Regions from separate parts of the Homo sapiens genome. Here region 2 is linked to region 1. A link is a loop called in an ENCODE intact Hi-C map of the cell type or tissue named here. Cell type or tissue: PC-3. All regions are shown on one strand. Each heading gives the region's core, and the rest is flanking DNA. Links, peaks and the distances in the headings are about the cores only. Region 1 overlaps AGBL4 (AGBL carboxypeptidase 4). Region 2 holds the start of LOC105378706 (a long non-coding RNA gene).

Region 1 (8,343 bases), core at 169-8,168:
TATTTTTTTCCTTTTACCTCTTTGTTTATGCAAAGATTATATGTGGTTTGCTTTAAAGAAAGGCCTGAACTAGTATCAATTATTTCAAATATATTACCATCCCTGAGACTCAGTTCTCCTTTCTATAAAATAGAGTTAATCATAGTCTCTACCTTCCATGGTTATTCTGAAAATGAAATAAAGATATATATGTGTGTGTGTACATATGTGTATGTGTATTTGTTTGTATATATACACATATATATGGTATTTATCATATGGTAGATGTTCAAGAAATACCTAGAAAATCTTAGAGATCATTTAGTTTAGCCTCCTACTTAGTGCAGATAATTTCTTTTAAAATACAATGGCCATCCAACTTTGCCTTAAACTCATCCAGAGACAGGAAGCTCACTACCTTACAAGGCAGCCCATATCATATCAAGAAGTCAGACAGCTGACTTTTATTTTTTTAGTTGGGATCTGCTCCCTATAGCTTTTATTCATCAGACATGATGGCTTGTGGAAACACATGGAATAAATCTATTCCCTTGACCCTGCAAAAGTATCATCCATGTCTTCTTGAGTCCAAATAACCCCATTCCTACAACTAGCTCTATATCCTAATAATAGGCAGCTCTGTGTGACCCTAAGCAAGTTACTTCACATCTCTAACCTTCGGTTTCCAGCCATTAAATGGAGATAGTAATTTTTTTCCTGTTTCTCTGTCAGGCCTCTGCTAAAGATCAAAATGAAATGCTAGATGGGAAACTTTTAGAAAGTGTAACATACCACACACATTAACTAGTATTTATTATTACTTCTTCCCAATCATCTCCACTTAACCTTGCCCAAAGGGAGCAATTGGTTCTGTTTGGGACAGTGAAAAGAGTTGGACTTTCTTTGCTTAAGCTCTGCCCTGTATAGTCCCAAGGCCTGAAAACTGATTTGCATCTTCTTGGTTCCCCTTGCTGCTTTCTTAGCATGAGCCCTTGCCTCTCTCCCCAGGTTCCCTCGTTGACGTTGCTCACCCATTTAGTTAAATGCTGTTTTGACGAGGTAGCCTATTTTGGTAAGTGCCTCTGGGGAGCTACAGAAAGGTTTAATTCCCATTCTTTTCCCTAATGTTTATCTAATGGTAAGGGATTGAGAATAGGTTTGATATCTCTGGAGACTCTAGGCTGAATGATTCAATAATGCACGTGTCTAGGGGCTGGCTGAGAGACTTAGCTTTCTGAAGAGAGGAGAGGGCAGGTTGAAGACGCTCAGCTATTATAGCAGGAGGGGTGTCACTCATCAGGATGTATCCCAAGGGCTTAGTAAGGGGCAGCATGAATGAACTAGAGCATGTGGTGATCAGGATAGCAAGGCAGGGTGACCACATGTCTCAGTATGTATATCTGTTGTCCCACTGTGATTATTAATGCTATCACCTTTCACTCTCTAAAGTGAAATTGGGAGGATATATTACATGTCCACTTTAGACATAGAAAGGATACTTGGTGGATATCTAGGTCCTTTCTGTTCAGCTTCAGACCCAAATACACAACGGTATGCTAGACATCACCACCCAGATGTTCCCCAGTCATCTCAAACTCAAAGTAAACTATTATCTTCCCCCAACATGCTCTTCCTCCAGAATTCCTTATCCCAGGAAAGGGCATCACCACCCACCTGGTTCCTTAAGCCAGAAACCCAGGAGGTCTCTGAGATTTTAATTACCCTCATCCCTACAACCAGTCTCCATAGAATCCTTCAGACCATTCCCCTCCTTTCTATTCCCACGGCTGCTGCCTTAGTTCTGAGTCTCATTCTTTCTCCAGGATGCCTAAAACTTTAATTTGGTGTTGTTCTATTCAGTCCCTGGCTCCAAGTCTTTTAAGATCCTCTGTCCTTTGTTATACTAGCCATCTCTTCAAGTTTCTTTGTATGATCATGCTTTTGGTGTACTTACCTAACTCAATGAGCCCTGTACCTTGTCTCTAGAAGTCAAACTTCTACTTCATATTTTCAGTCGTTCATTCATTCATTCAACAAAGATATTGAAAAGTTCTGAGAGTACAAATGTATCAAAATTATAGAGACAATCAATTTTGGTTATAGCCTGCTGAGCAATTAGGAAGACATGAATTTGTACCAATGTCTACTGTACTTTAGATTCAAATCCACTTTCCACTTAATATCCCAGTGTTATTTCCAAAATATGCATTTCACTATGCCACGCTGCTGTTTAAAACACTCCAATATATTTCCATTGGCTATGGATATGTTTCAATATGGAGGAATTCCCACTAAAATAACATCCTGCCTGCCACCCTACTCACCCCTTCCCTTACCAGAGTGTCTTTAAGGGGTGGGGTAAATTGTCCAATGGTGACAGTGGGAAAATAGAGCTTTATGCTCCCTTTTCTCTGAAATCAGTCTACCTACAAACAGCATACACTCAGTTCTGCTGTCTGTGCTCTGCCGCACTGCTGCTCGTTATTGGCAAGGGGAGGTAGGTTTCTAGAGTTCAGTATTTGTTGCCACCCACTTCAACGATGCTCTCTAATCTAGCTTTTCTAAGTGGTAATTTACCTGACTTCATCTCTCAGTTGGGTCTGATCTTGGATAGAGAGCAGAGGTATAATTCATTGAGTTCCTCAAACCCCAACATGCAAGAAAATGTCAAGTTACCTGGTTTTGTAAACAAGTAGAAGATGGGCTGGGTGTGGTGGCTCACACCTGTAATCTCAGCACTTTGGGAGGCCTAGGTGGGCAGATCACTTGAGGCCAGGAGTTTGAGACCAGCCTGGCTAACATGGTGAAACGCCATCTCTACTAAAAATACAAAAAATCAGCTGGGCGTGGTAGCAGGCACCTGTGATCCCAGCTACTCAGGAGGCTGAGGCAGGAGAATCGCTTGAACCTGGGAGGCGGACGTTGCAGTGAGCCAAAATCATGCCACTGCCCTCCAGCCTGGGTGACAGAGCGAGACTCTGTCTGAAAAAAAAAAAAAAAAAAAAAAAAAAAAAAAAAAAAAGATACAAGATGGCTGGGTGTGGTGGCTCATGGCTGTAATCTCAGTGCTTTGGGAGGCCAAGGAAGAGCATAGCTTGAGGCCAGGAGCTTGAGACCAACCTGGGCAACATAGTGAGACCCTGTCTCTACAAAAGATTTTTAAAACATTAGCTGGGTATGGTGGTGCATGCCTGTAGTCCCAGCTACTTGGGAGGCGGAGGTAGGAGGTAGGAGGATTGCTTGAGCACCACTCCACTCCAGCCTGGGTGACAAAGTGATATCCTGACTATGAAGAAAAAGTACAAGAAATCTACTGCCTTCTGTTTTTGTAAAGTAAAGAGCATTTCCCTTTCTACAGTTTCTCGGTATCCTTCCTCTCCTTAGGTAGGCAACTTTGGAAAGCCACCCTCTATGATGACAATCCACAGGCCAGGCAAACCTTCACGGAGATAATGTCTGAGACCAAAAGAGACATGAAAAGCCAGTTGGAAGCAGTTTGGTTACAGGAGTACTGTTTGATTGGCAACTGCAATGGGCCCTTACAGTCCCCTCAGCTCCACACAGCTCAGAAGAACTGCACTCTGATGGTTGATTGTAACACTGAAGCAGCTTTGAGTTCTTGAGGAAGGCTTGAGTACTTGCTGGCATTGAAGTAGCCACCCCAATCTGGCTATGACATTTTCTTGGCTACATGGTGAGAATGAATCATCCCGGTCTTATTTGCAAATAATAGTAAAAGGGCATTTTACGGTTTGTTTGCAAAGATCTTTTTCCTTTATTTATTTCATATTATCAGAAAACCATGCTAAGTGCACAAAATTACCCTATTTTATGGATGGAGAAACTCAGTCAGGTTAAGTGACTTTCTCAAGGTTCTTCAGCAAGTTTGAGGAAAAACTTGGAAAATCCCCTCAGAATTAATCAGAATTGTAAGGGCAATTGGGAATCTCCCTTAATGATAACTTCAAAATCTAGCATCTTTTATACCCATGAAGAACTTTGTCCTCTTGAAAATACAAAATATCACAACTGAAAGGGGCCTCAGCAAACATATCATCCAATCTTCTTCCTTGACAGACAGGTAAATCAAGGCCGGAAGTAAGAATGTGACTTTCCTGATATCTTGAAGTGAGGCTGGCAGACATAGTACTTGAATCTAAGCATCCAATTTCCATCTAGGCCGTTTCTATTAAAGCTGCCTGCAGAAAGTATAAGCCCATTGTGCAGATGAGAATATTAACCTCAGAGAAGTAAAGTATATTGCTCAAGATGCCATGACTGGAGAATGGTAGAGCTATGATTAGCTTTAGAGTCAGATGATGACACTTGGCTGAATTGGTGGGAGTTATTATTATAATAACCAACACCACTCCACTGGATGGCTTTGTAGCCATCATAAAATCAGGCCATCAGTGATTCAGCTTCATTATTAGTCAGTTTCATAGATTTTTTCTTCCTTTGTTACTAGTGTTTTCATTGTGTGACATGCCTTCAAAAAAATAAGGTATATACAGACCCTAGACTCTGATTATGGGTTTCAAGTATATGCTGTTTCTCCATGACATTCACTAACTGCTACCCCAGAGCCCGGGATCTGTTAAGTTGCCTGCAAACATTTGACATTTGAAAGTGTTTTTTTTCCTCTTTTTTTCTTTTGTAATCAATAAATCACTTTTGATGACTTTAATGGAAATAAAATAACCAAATAAAATCAGGCTTCAGCACATTATTGCCTAATTATGAATTTCACATTTTTGACAGTAAAATGGAGGCTTGTCAGACTCAAAAAGCAGGCAACTGCTATAAAATTTTAACCATGTCTCTGGGGCTAGAACCCAGGTCCTTAGGAAATCACTGCTGTTACCTTCCATACCCACTACTGCTTTGGATTCTTAGTCTCTTTGGGACATTTCTAATCCCTTAAGCATTCCAGAGCACAGGAGTGGGAGCCAAACAGACCTGGGTTTTAATTGCAGTTCTTCGACTTATCAGCAGGGTGCTTTGGAGTAAGTAACCTAACTTCTCTGAGTCTCAATTTCCTCATTCCTAATATTGGGACTATAATATCTACATCCTACAATTACTGAAAGGATTAAAAATAAAGTACTGAAGGTGTATGGTTCATGGTAGGCATTCAAGAAGTATTGCTTTCCCTTCTCTGTTTAAGTGATTTACCAATATAGATATGCTATCAACCAAAATGTTTGGGCCTTATGCAAACAAAGCACTGGCGTCTTACCTGCCTATTCTGGCACATAACTCAATCATCTGCTCAACAAATATTAATGTCTACTATGTGCCAGGCTCTGTGCTATGCTGTGCACCTTATCCAGTGGTAAAAACAAACAAATATGATCCCTGCCATCACGGAGTTATACCCTAATGAAAGAGACAGAGATTAAATAAGTATATAAAATATGTAATTATACATTGTAATAAGTACTATAAAGGGGGGAACACAGCGTTCTATGACAATAGGATAATCTACTTTCTTTAGAAGGAGTAGTTGGGGATGGCTTCTCTGAGGAGGTGACATTTAAACGGGAATGATAAGAAGTCAGCAAAGAGAAGAGATAAAAGACTATTCCAAGTCAGGAACCCAGCAGCTGTGAAGGCCTGAGAAGCTGATATTAGGGCATCTTTCAGATCCAGCCCTCTGTCTATCCCCACAGACTTCTACATCCCGAAATAAATTGGGCATTTGTATATGTACGTAACTTTGCATATACTCTTTTCTCTGCCCCTAAAGCCCTTCTCCCAGTTCTCTATTTGGAACGCCAAACTCCAAGTATCACATTTCAAAGAACCCTTAATTAATCTCCCCAAAGCAGATCTAATGCCTCTCCTTTTGTTTTCCCCCAATATTTGTGTTTAACTTCATAATATGTGGTAATAAGTACATCATGCCTGTTACTGAACACTTACCCTGTGCCATAGACTGTGCTAAGTGTCTTACCTGAATTATCACATTTAATCTTCAAGGAAGCCCAGTGGAGGAGCGACTAGTATCATCACCCCCTTTTTACAGAAAAATACTTTGAAGTTGACTTACCCTGACTGTCAGAGGCAGAGTCTGGATTTGAACTTTAGGTCTTTTGCCTCCAAAACCTGAACTCTTAAACTCCTGTGCTATGCTAGAGCAACATCTCTTTATGTCTTTTCCCCATTGGACCCTGAGATTCCTGAGGGTGGGTTTTTGTGTGATTCATCAGTATATACTTAGCACACAGAACAATTCCTGGCACAAAGGAGTTAACTATTTGCTAAAAGAATGTCTTGGCAATTACAGATCCTGACTGATAAAGACAAAATCACATAACGTGTAGACAGGTCTGTCCCTTCAGCCTTCAGGCACAGCCTGTACTGTGGCCTCTGCTGATCTGATTTGTACAGCGATTGACAGGCTGGGTCCCTCTCCTTCAGTCCCGTTAATGGCATTAGCATCTAGTCAATAATGCTCAGCATTTCATTTTAGCACTTTAATTAACAAATTCAATTTGTTCAAACTGCTGTGAAAACAAATTAAAAGCTCAAGAAAGGGGCCTCCAGGAGGGGGAGGAAAGGCAGGGGCTCTGTAAGTATTAGGCTGGATGTTGATCTGCTCTTTGGAGGTTAAAGGCTGGACATTGCCCTTCAGCCATCTTCCTATCCCTGACGCAACTGAATGCCTCCGTGATATAGCCAAGATGAAGCAAATCAGCTTCTGTACCTTCTAGGTTTGTCCTTTCCCTCTCCATGTAGGCAAGTGGGGGCCCCACTCTGCCCTTCAGGTTTGCTCTCCTTCTTCAAAGAGGGCATTCTGCTTTGGATCTGAATTCAACAATGACAACATTAATAATGAACAGCTTCCTCATTTAGTGATTCTAAACCAGGGATAATTTTAACCCACAGCGGACATCTGATAATATCTGGAGATATTTTTAGTTATCACAACTAGGAGGAGGGTGCCACTGGCATCTAGTGGGTGGCCACAATGCTGCTAAACATCCTACAATGCACAGGACAGACCACCTCACCAAAGAATTATCTGGCGCAAAATGTCGATAGTGCTGAGGTTGCAAAACCCTGTTCTAGTCCCTTTACAGTTTTCCAGGAACCCTTGGTGACTGCAATGTCCTTGTGAGATAAGCAGGTTGGAGACTGCTAACCCCATTTAAGAGTTGAGGAAGGCCCGGGTGGGCAGATCACGAGGTCAGGAGTTCGAAACCAGCCTGGCCAACATGGTGAAACCTCTTCTCTACTAAAAATACAAAAATTAGTGGGGCGTGGTGGCACACGCCTGTAATCCCAGCTACTCAGGAGGCTGAGGCAGAAGAATTGCTTGAACCCAGGAGGCGGAGGTTGCAGTGAGCCGAGATCATGCCACTGCACTCCAACCTGGGCAACAAGAGTGAGACTCCATCTCAAGAAAAAAAAAGAAGAGTTGAGGAAATTGGCAGAGTTCAAGTGACGGGCTCAAAGTACACAGTAAGTAGTAGTGATGAGACCAGAACTAGATCCTTTCACCACCTCTAGTTGAATTAAAAGAGTGGAAAGCACCCTTTGTAGGCTACAAGTAGTGTTTTGGGAAATGAAAATGGTTTACAGATATGTGCCTGTCCCCTACATATTTCTTAAGAAACAGACACTGGCCAGGGTACTTACCCATTTGATAGGCTGTCTAGGTTTGGTGGCACCAGACCTGGGAAAAGGTGCTTATGATGAGTGAAGCTGGGAAACTTCCTCCTGCCTCCTACCCTCAACGGTTATATCCAAAGACTGCAAATCAGTGACAAACTTTTAAATAGAAGGCAGCTACTGAAAAGTTCAGCTTGCTCTCAATCATTGGTTATTCCAACCCTGAGATTCAATTGTCCTTTCTATCTTAGAAAGCAAGAAGGGTTAAGTAAAGTCAGAGCTACATATGAGTTTTGTGGTGAGCAAAAATCAAAACCAAAACTTAACATTTGAACCTTTTCAGGGGTTCTGACAAATACACAGACATATTAGATAAATTGGGAAAGGAGGGGAGTGGGCAGGCAGAGAAAGGGGAGAAAAGAGAAAAAGAAGAAAGGAGGAAGGGAATCTGATGTAAGTTATTGCAGAGGATCAATAGAAGCTTCAGAGAAAATGTGTCCAAAGGGAAGAGTCCAGCAGAATGAAGCAGCCATGGACCCTGAACATCAGAGGGCAGTGGTGGCTCCTAGTATAGTGAATATCAGATACTCTGGCAGCCTGAGCATATGACCCAGATTAATAGCTCTGAGTGTGTGAATCAAAAGAGATGGATCACTAAATTCTGTAACACTTTGGAACCCAAGGTGTTTGCTGTGGGACACTATTGAAGTGAGCATAACAAGAAGGGCACTTTGTGGGAAGAAGTGT
Region 2 (8,343 bases), core at 50-8,049, 89 kb after region 1:
TTTTTTGAGAACCTACTGAGCATTCATCAGTCATACCTACCTCTTTGTAGCCACAAAGAGGAATAAAATCCCAAACACTTCTCTTGAAGACTTCTCTGGCTAATGGGGGAGACCCACATCCAGGACTGCTATAATGATAGCTTATCTAGCAGTAATGAGTTGGAGCTCGTTCCTTGATAAACTGTAGAATGCCTCTCTCAGCCCCTGTAACCTTCTCCTCAATTCCTATTGACATGTGAACTTACTCTTCTTGGCAAAATAGATGGGTCCATCTGGAAGAATTGATTTATTTAAGACACATACAAATGTCTTTCTGAGAAATAGGTATTAATAAGGTGTATATTACTATTCATGTATATGTTGTGGAATACCTACTGTGTACCAGCACTATGCTAGGCTCTTTGCTAGTCACTCATTTAATTTTCCTAACAATTCCTAACAATTATGAACAATTCCAAATTACAAATGAGGCAACTGGGGATCAAAGAGTTTAATGAACTTGTCCAGAGATAAATGTTGAAAACAGTGCAAGCAGCACTAAAAATCAAGTCCTTCTTAAATAAAAGCCCTTGGTCTTTTCATTAAGCCATATTGAAAGCATAGTAAAAGGGTTACAACATTGAAATGGAGAATCTATGTTGACCATGGACCTGAGTCAACAAGAGAAAAGCTCTGCCTACTTACCTGGTCATCCTTACTTTTAACTTAGGAATGGAGAAGGGCTCAGGCCATCTTGGGAGCAGGAAGGTATGCTGAGAGTATGTTCTACCTTGAGGCCTGGAGGCCCCATGAAATCAGGACAAGGTTTAGATGAAAAAAGCCAAGACTGTGTCAAGGTTCAGGTCTGGGCCAGCAACTAATGAGGCAGGCTCAGTTAGTATGGGTATCTTTAAGGTCCTAGAATCAGGGGGTACTGGAGATCCAGCAGCTCATTCAGGCTTTGGTATTATCCAGCTGTGTGAATTGAGTGAGTCCCTTGCCCTCAATTTCAATTTCTAAAATTGGAATAGGCCCAAGAGTAAGTTGGGCCAAATGATTTATTCAGATCTCCTATCTCCAAAATACTATGATTTTAAGATTTCAAATATGGACTTTACCAATAAAAGCCACAATAATCATTATTTGTTGAGCACTCTTAATATGACAGCACTCTACTATATTAACTCTAATTGCAACCTCATGACAACATTGCAAAGTTGTATTTATTATCCTTGTTTAGAAGGTGAGAAGCCCTGGAATCCAAAAGGTCAGCTACAGGTAACTTATCCATCGCCATTAACTTTTCACATATAATTTATTCATAGCCACCAATATTATAAATGGCAGAATCCCAAACTGTCTAACATCTAAAACTGTACCCTTCTTATGTATGCCTTCTTCCTTTGCCTACCTCTGCCCTCTAATTAAAACATGTGAGGACATTACCTCAATGATTTTTCAATGGCATCAGGTTTTCTTAATAGCTTTAATCTGAAAGAAGTGTCCTGAGAAACTAAGTTCAGTCTCCCACTTGCTTAAGCAGGAGGCTGTTGTACCTTTCACTTTGAGAGGTAAATGCTAGTAACTGAGAGCAATTGGCAAGGTATCTGCAGCTGACCAAGATATAGGGTCAATCAAGAAGATGAAGAAAAGTTAATGCTTAGATAATTAATTTTGATAAGTTGAGTTTACTAACAAAAAGAAATTACAGATAATCATAGATAGTGTATCTTCCTTAGTTCCCAGCCCATTTTTCATATGGTTGGCTCAAGATATATATTTAATGGATTAATATGGTTTATCTTTCCTCCTCGCACTCTCAAACATCCTTCTCCACAGACTTCAGCCAATCCTGAACATGACAGGGAGAATCATTTAACTTTCTAGATGTCTTTCCAATCTTTACTCTTTACCACATCTCCAATATGCCATGCTCTCACCCATTATATACCCTGTAAGATAGAGTTCAAACGTTACTTCCCCATAGCAATTCTTTCTGATTCCCCAGCCAGGTTTTCATGTTCCTTTCTCATTCCTCATCAGTCATCTACTCCTTAATTTCTTCTATACAAGTATTTTACTTATTAGTAGGGTAATCTTGGACAAGTTACTTAACCTTTCTGTGCCTCAGTTTCCCCATCTTCAAAGTGGGGAAAATAATAGTACCAGCTTCATAAAGTTGCTGAAGGTTTGACTGAGAAAATAAATAACCTATTATCATGTTTGACATGTAGTAAGCACTCTATAAATGTTAGCTGGTTTAATTTTTATATGACAAATTGTATGCCTTCGGGGAGCTTGGAGTCTAAGGGAGATATGGTATTACAAATGCGTTATATCCAAGAACTTACAAACAATTCAATTTCACTTCTGTTATCCAATATCTACTAGAAGCCTCTTGTCATCACAGAAACCCTTAAGCTAAGTCACAATGTCTAGTTTGCTGGTGACTCTAGAGAGGTTATTTGAGATAGCCAAAATTCAAATCCCCATATGGCTCCAGCCTTGATGATCGTTCTACTTACATTTTAACTAATAGGGGGTTTCTCTGGATATCTATCGGGGTAGAGGGTAGGGTGCTAATGTATGAGGAAAAGAGGCACGAAGAGTTTGAGTAACTGGCCCAAAGTTACACAGTGAATAAGTGGCAGAGTTAAGGTTCTAACCTATGTAGCCCACACTATACTAACTTATGCACCTAATTTCTTTCTTACTGCCTTGAACGTACTCAGTTAATGTTTGCAGAGAGTGGATAAACAAACAAGAAAACCTTGCAAACAGGTCTGGAAGAGGAGTGAGTTGCAGTGGACAGAGGCTAATCTAGAAGTCAGCAGCTGCGTTTCCAACTAAACTTGTCCCACTAATTCGCTGGGTGACTCAGGAAAGTTATCTCCCTTCTCTGGACCCTCTGTCTCCAGCACAGAAAGAGAGAGAGGCCTTTAAACAGTAGCAGTTAAGTCTTTTCTTCAAACTAAGTTTATGGAGAAGGCCAATAAACAGGATGTTCCAGTGTATTTGGCAGAAAGGACAAGAGAAGTCAGAGCCCTCACTCCTCCTCAGGGATATGGGGAGCACAGTTTTAAAACTCTAGAACCAGAAGAACTTGGGATTCTTCTTGGCTATGACATTCTATTACACAGATAAAAGAAATTGCCTTGTGACCTAATGTTATATATCTTCTGATTCAACCAAGTGAAAATGTGGCTTCAGAGGAGGTGACAAAGTGTGACCATACCCAAAGGTAATAAGAAGGAATTACAGCTCCAACAGCCTGACTTCTGCACCTGCCTCAGTCATAGACATGCCCTAAATACAAAAATATCTCACAAACCTGAGAAAATTGCATTCATAGTATAAATATATTTAATGAAAAAATAATAAGTGGGCTGTGGAGTTTCCGGATTTATTATTTTCATAACCATCTTTGCTTTCTGTAATCTCTAGACTGATTAATAAAATCTTGCTAAAAGAGGTTCATATTTGGCATTTGCTCAGAGAATGGGAGTTTTTTCAACTTTATTGAAGCATTTTTTACATGTAATATGTCATCTATTTCAAGTGTGCAATTTAATGATTTTTAGTAAATTTACCAAGTGTGCCTCTACTACCACAAATCAGTTTTAGGACATTGTCATTGCCCCCATAAGATCTGGCTTGGGATGGTTTTGTATATTTATATCTATATGAGATTCTTGGAAAAACTCAGGTTCAAAAGAAATAGATTGCATAAAAATTGAGCTCTAGTTTACATAGTCTAATATCCTACCATTTTCCTGTATGTACAGAGTCCACTGCCCTAGAAGAAGAAAGGGAGAAAGTTGTCTCAGCTCTTGTTTGTTCTTTCAAGGCATTTAAAATAATATACATTACATTAAATTTATTGAGCTTTCCCACTGTCGGGCCAAAAAAGAACTCTGAAAGCAAATCAGGCACAGTTACTAAGCTCAAGGAGCAACCAATTTAGAAAAAGAAATTTGATATACACAACAGAGTCATAAAATAGGGCAGGAAATACCAGGAGTCTACAGAAAGTAAGAGAAATTGCTGATGAGTTCACTTATAGCTGAGGGGAATCAAGGATAATTTTTAGAGAAAGGGCATTTGCACTGGGCCAAATTTCATCTAATTCTGTCATTTACTGATGCAGTTAGTCAATATACAGTCACTGAGAACCACTTTAGAATTCACATCTGTGCTTGAATTAGGCATGGTCCCTGTCCTCACACAATGCACAGTCAAACATAATGACTTTATTTCAGCAGCTCACCAGATATCCTGAATATTTCTATTATGAACTTAAATGGTGCAGAATTTTTGTTTGTTCTTGCATTTCTCTTCCCTATTTGATTATGAGCTCATAAAAATAAGAACCACTTCTGAAGCACATCTATGTCCTTGGTTCCCAGTATTTCCTATCTCATTACATGTGATTCATAAATATTTGTTTAATGAATAATTTGTTCATTTAATTTTTCCCCTTTATATCAACTGATGGTTCACTTACTGGTTTTGGGGGAGGGGACAGTAAAGGGGAGAAGGCAAATTATTTAATTCCAATAAAATTGATTGTGTTTTCTTGTATTTGTAATGAGGGCCCAACAGAGGACTTAAGTCAAAAGAGTCAATGAAATAGGCTGTGTATAAAGAGGCTTTTTACAGCAGAGATTAACTTTCAGAATGGTGGTAGAAGGAGCACAGCATACCTTCTTCCCAGCAAAACAACCGTTTAACTGCTAATTTTTTTTTCTTTTTTGAGACGGAGTTTCACTCTTGTTGCCCATGCTGGAGTGCAATGGCGTGATCTCGGCTCACTACAACCTCCGCCTCCCAGGTTCAAGCGATTCTCCTGCCTAAGCTTCCCGAGTAGCTGAGATTACAGGTGTGTGCCATGACACACAGCTAATTTTTTTGTATTATTAGTAGAGACGGAGTTTCACTATGTTGGCCAGGCTAGTCTCAAACTCCTGACCTCAGGTGATCCACCTGCCTCAGCCCCTCAAAGTACTGGGATTATAGGCATGAGCCACCGTGCCCAGCCTAAAAATTATTTTTAAAAACAATCATTTGAAGTCATTTAAAGCCATTTGAACCATGACCTGCTCAAATTCCCACCCTCTAACTCAGTGGGATGGAAGCTGTACTCCAAGAGTATGCCATCAAGAATATTAGTTCCCTCTCTACCTACTTCCTAGTCTATAGCTATGATTTCACCTTGGGAGGGGCAGGCCACAAGCACCTCTCACATAGCCCCCATCCCCATTCTATATTGAAGAAGCTCTATTCAAGGTGGATGCTGCTAAGAAATAAGTCTTCCTTCCCCCACCAGACCTTACTCATAGAATGAAAACTCTAAACCAGGCATGGTAGACCAAGAGTATTAGAAGCCAAATGCCCTCGGCCCAGCTAATTTGCAGGACAGAGGTTTCAGGCCAAGATGGGCAAGACAAGAAGACCAGGGGCTACTGTCCCTACCCAGAGCCTAGCTCATAGAGCAGGGGTGACACTCTAGGAGAAGTGGGCACTGTCCCTGCCCCCAGTTCTAGGGCAGTGGCATAGAGGTTCTGTTCAGGGAGAATGGCAAGCAATAAGAACAAATAACTCCACAACACTGCATAAGGGGATTGAGTTCATTTGGAACAGCTTGTAGTGAAATTTATGCCAAAGGGTAATGTCAAAAACAACAGAGATCCTAGTGTGGCAAGCAAATAAAAGGAAGCTGGTCACTACATGAGATTTATAGCAACAAGTAAAACAACAGACTAGCTAGAAGGTTAGAATAAAGAATTAGGGAGGAAAGATAGCTAAGAAGGACACTTCAGGGGGCAGAGCAGCCTGAAAGACTAGCAATACCTTGCCCCTGCAAAAGGGGTCTATATTAACTGGATCAGACTGTGAAACAATTATTGCCCCTAGAGAAAACAGAACAATCAGCTAGCGATTAATACAGGGTAATAGCTTGATGTGATACCAATAGAGGAAGACCAGCCCAGATGCTCAAGTATGCCCAAGGCAGTTAATGAAAAATAATTATACATCCAATAAGTTCACCAAACTTGAAGTAGGATAAACTCATGGAGATCCACAATCAGGCACATCATAGTCAAAATGATGAAAGCTTAGCACAAAGAGAATATATTGAAACCAGCAAGAGAAAAGTGATTCATCACCTACTAGGGAATTCCAATAAGATTAATAGCTGACTTGTCAGCAGAAACAATAGAGGGCTGAAGAAAGTGAGATGACGTATTCAAAGTGCTGAAAGAACAAATCTGTCAATATGATTCCATCAGGCCAGGACTACTTTGATACCCAAACTAGACAAAGACATTGCCAAAGAAAACCCCTGAATATCAATATCTCTTGTGAATATAAACACAAAAATCCTCAACAAAATCCTACCTGACTGAATCCAGCAACATATAAAAAGGATTATGTACTGTGACCAAATGGGATTTATCCCATGAATGCAAGGTTGGTTTAATATCTGAAAATCAATCAACATAATATACAATTTTAATAAAATAAAGGACAATAACCACATGATCATTTCAATAGACACAGAAAAATCATTTGATACAATCCAACACCCTTTCATGATAAAAATACTCAACAAACTAGAAGAAGAAGAAAACTTACTCAACATGATAAAGGGCATCTATAAAAAGCTCCAAAGCTAATGTCATATTTAATGGTGAAAGACTGGATGCTTTACCTCTAAGATAAGGAACAAGGCAAAGAAGTCTGCTCTTGCCACTTCTATTTAACATTCAACTAAACTATCCATAATGGCCCAGGTAATTAGGTGAGAAAAGAAACAGAAGAATGAAATAAAAGGAAGAAGTAAAAATATATCTACTTGCAGATGATATGATCTTGTGTTTTAATCTTAAGGAATCTAATAAAAAACAATTAGAAATAATAAATGGGTTCAGAAAGGTTGCAGAATGAAAATGCAAAGCTAAATTTGTATTTAAGTCCAAAACAAAATTAAGAAAACAAGCTTATTTACAATAGCCTCAAAAGGATAAAATATGTAGAAATGAATTTAACAAAATAAGTACAAACCTTGCTTATACTGAAATCTATAAAATATTTTTGAAAGACATTAAAGAAGATCTAAATAAAAACATCCCACATTCATGCATCAGAAAATTAAATATTGTTGATATGGCAATATTCTCCACACTAATTTACAGGTTCAGTGCAATAACTATCAAAATCTCATCTGGCTTTTTTGTAGAAATTGATAAGGTGATCCTAAAATTCACATAAAAATGCATGGCACCATGTATAGCCAAAACAATCTTGAAGAAGAAAAAGTTGGAGAGCTGACATTTAATGATTTCAAAACTTACTACAAAGGTACAGTAATGAAGACAGTATTGTACTGGCACAAGGATAGACATATAGATCAATAGAATGTAACTGAAAGTCCAGAAATAAACTCTTACATGTATAGTCAACTGATTTTTGACAAGGGTACCAAGACAATAAAGTGGGGGAAAGAACAATTTTTTCAATAAATAGTTATGGGACAGGCATAAATTGGAACATTTTCTTACACCATCTGCTAAAACTAACTTAAAATGAATCATAAACATCAATGGAAGAGCGAAAATTATAAAGCTCTTAGAAGAAAACATAGGAGTAAATCTTTGTGACCTTTGGCCAGGCAATTGCTTTTTAGATACATGCTATGGACTGAATATTTGTGTCCTCTCAAAATTTGTATGCTGAAATCCTAATCCCCAATGTGATGCTATTAGGAGGTGGGGCCTTTGAGAGGTAATTAGGTCACTGTGGGTGGAACCTTCACGAATGGGTTTAATGCTCTTATGAAAACACACTAGAGACCACGATTTCTCTGTCTCTGCTCTCTGCCATGTGGATATAACAAGACAGCCGACTGAAAACCAGGAAGTGGGCCCTCAACAGACACTGGATCTGCCAGCAACTTGATTTTGGACTTTTAGCCTCCAAAAGTGTGAGAAATACATTTCTGTTGTTTAAGCCAGGGGTCCCCAACCAGGATACTGGTCCCTGGTATGTTAGGAACCAGGTCACAGAGCAGGAGGTGAGTGGCAGGCCAGAGAGCATTACCAGCTGACCTCTGTCTCCTGTCAGATCAGTGGTGGCATTAGATTCTCAAAGGAGTGCGAACCCTATTGTGAACTGTGAAAGGAAGGGATCTAGGTTGTGTGCTCCTTATGAGGATCTAACTAATGCCTGATAATATGAGGTAGAAGTTTCATCCCGAAACCACCCCCACCATGCTGGTCAGTGGAAAATGTCTCTTCCACAAAACTAGTCCCTGGTGCCAAAAAGGTTGGGGACCGTTGGTTTAAGCCACCTAGTCTATGGTAT

The links. A loop is a pair of places that touch in the nucleus more often than their neighbours do. Peaks named below come from ENCODE experiments on the same cell type or tissue, not always from the same donor. Only the 100,000 strongest peaks of a DNase experiment are listed, where the experiment ranks them.
Region 2: a loop joins it to region 1, with 7 times the contacts of the local background. A loop is called at or near these places in 2 of 110 quality-filtered maps.

The regions. Positions count from the first base shown.
Region 1 is chr1:48,932,995-48,941,337 of GRCh38, forward strand. All of the region lies in intron 5 of AGBL4 (AGBL carboxypeptidase 4), which reads right to left. Among named protein-coding and RNA genes, the nearest start is that of BEND5, 160 kb to the left of the region's middle. In PC-3, for the core only: a CTCF peak has its summit at 5,012; no DNase peak of the experiment used is centred there; H3K27ac peaks cover 531 bases.
Region 2 is chr1:49,022,446-49,030,788 of GRCh38, forward strand. All of the region lies in intron 5 of AGBL4 (AGBL carboxypeptidase 4), which reads right to left. It overlaps LOC105378706 (a long non-coding RNA gene), which reads left to right and starts at 3,150. Exons shown (of 3, transcript XR_947309.3): 1 at 3,150-3,220. In PC-3, for the core only: no CTCF peak of the experiment used is centred there; no DNase peak of the experiment used is centred there; H3K27ac peaks cover 753 bases.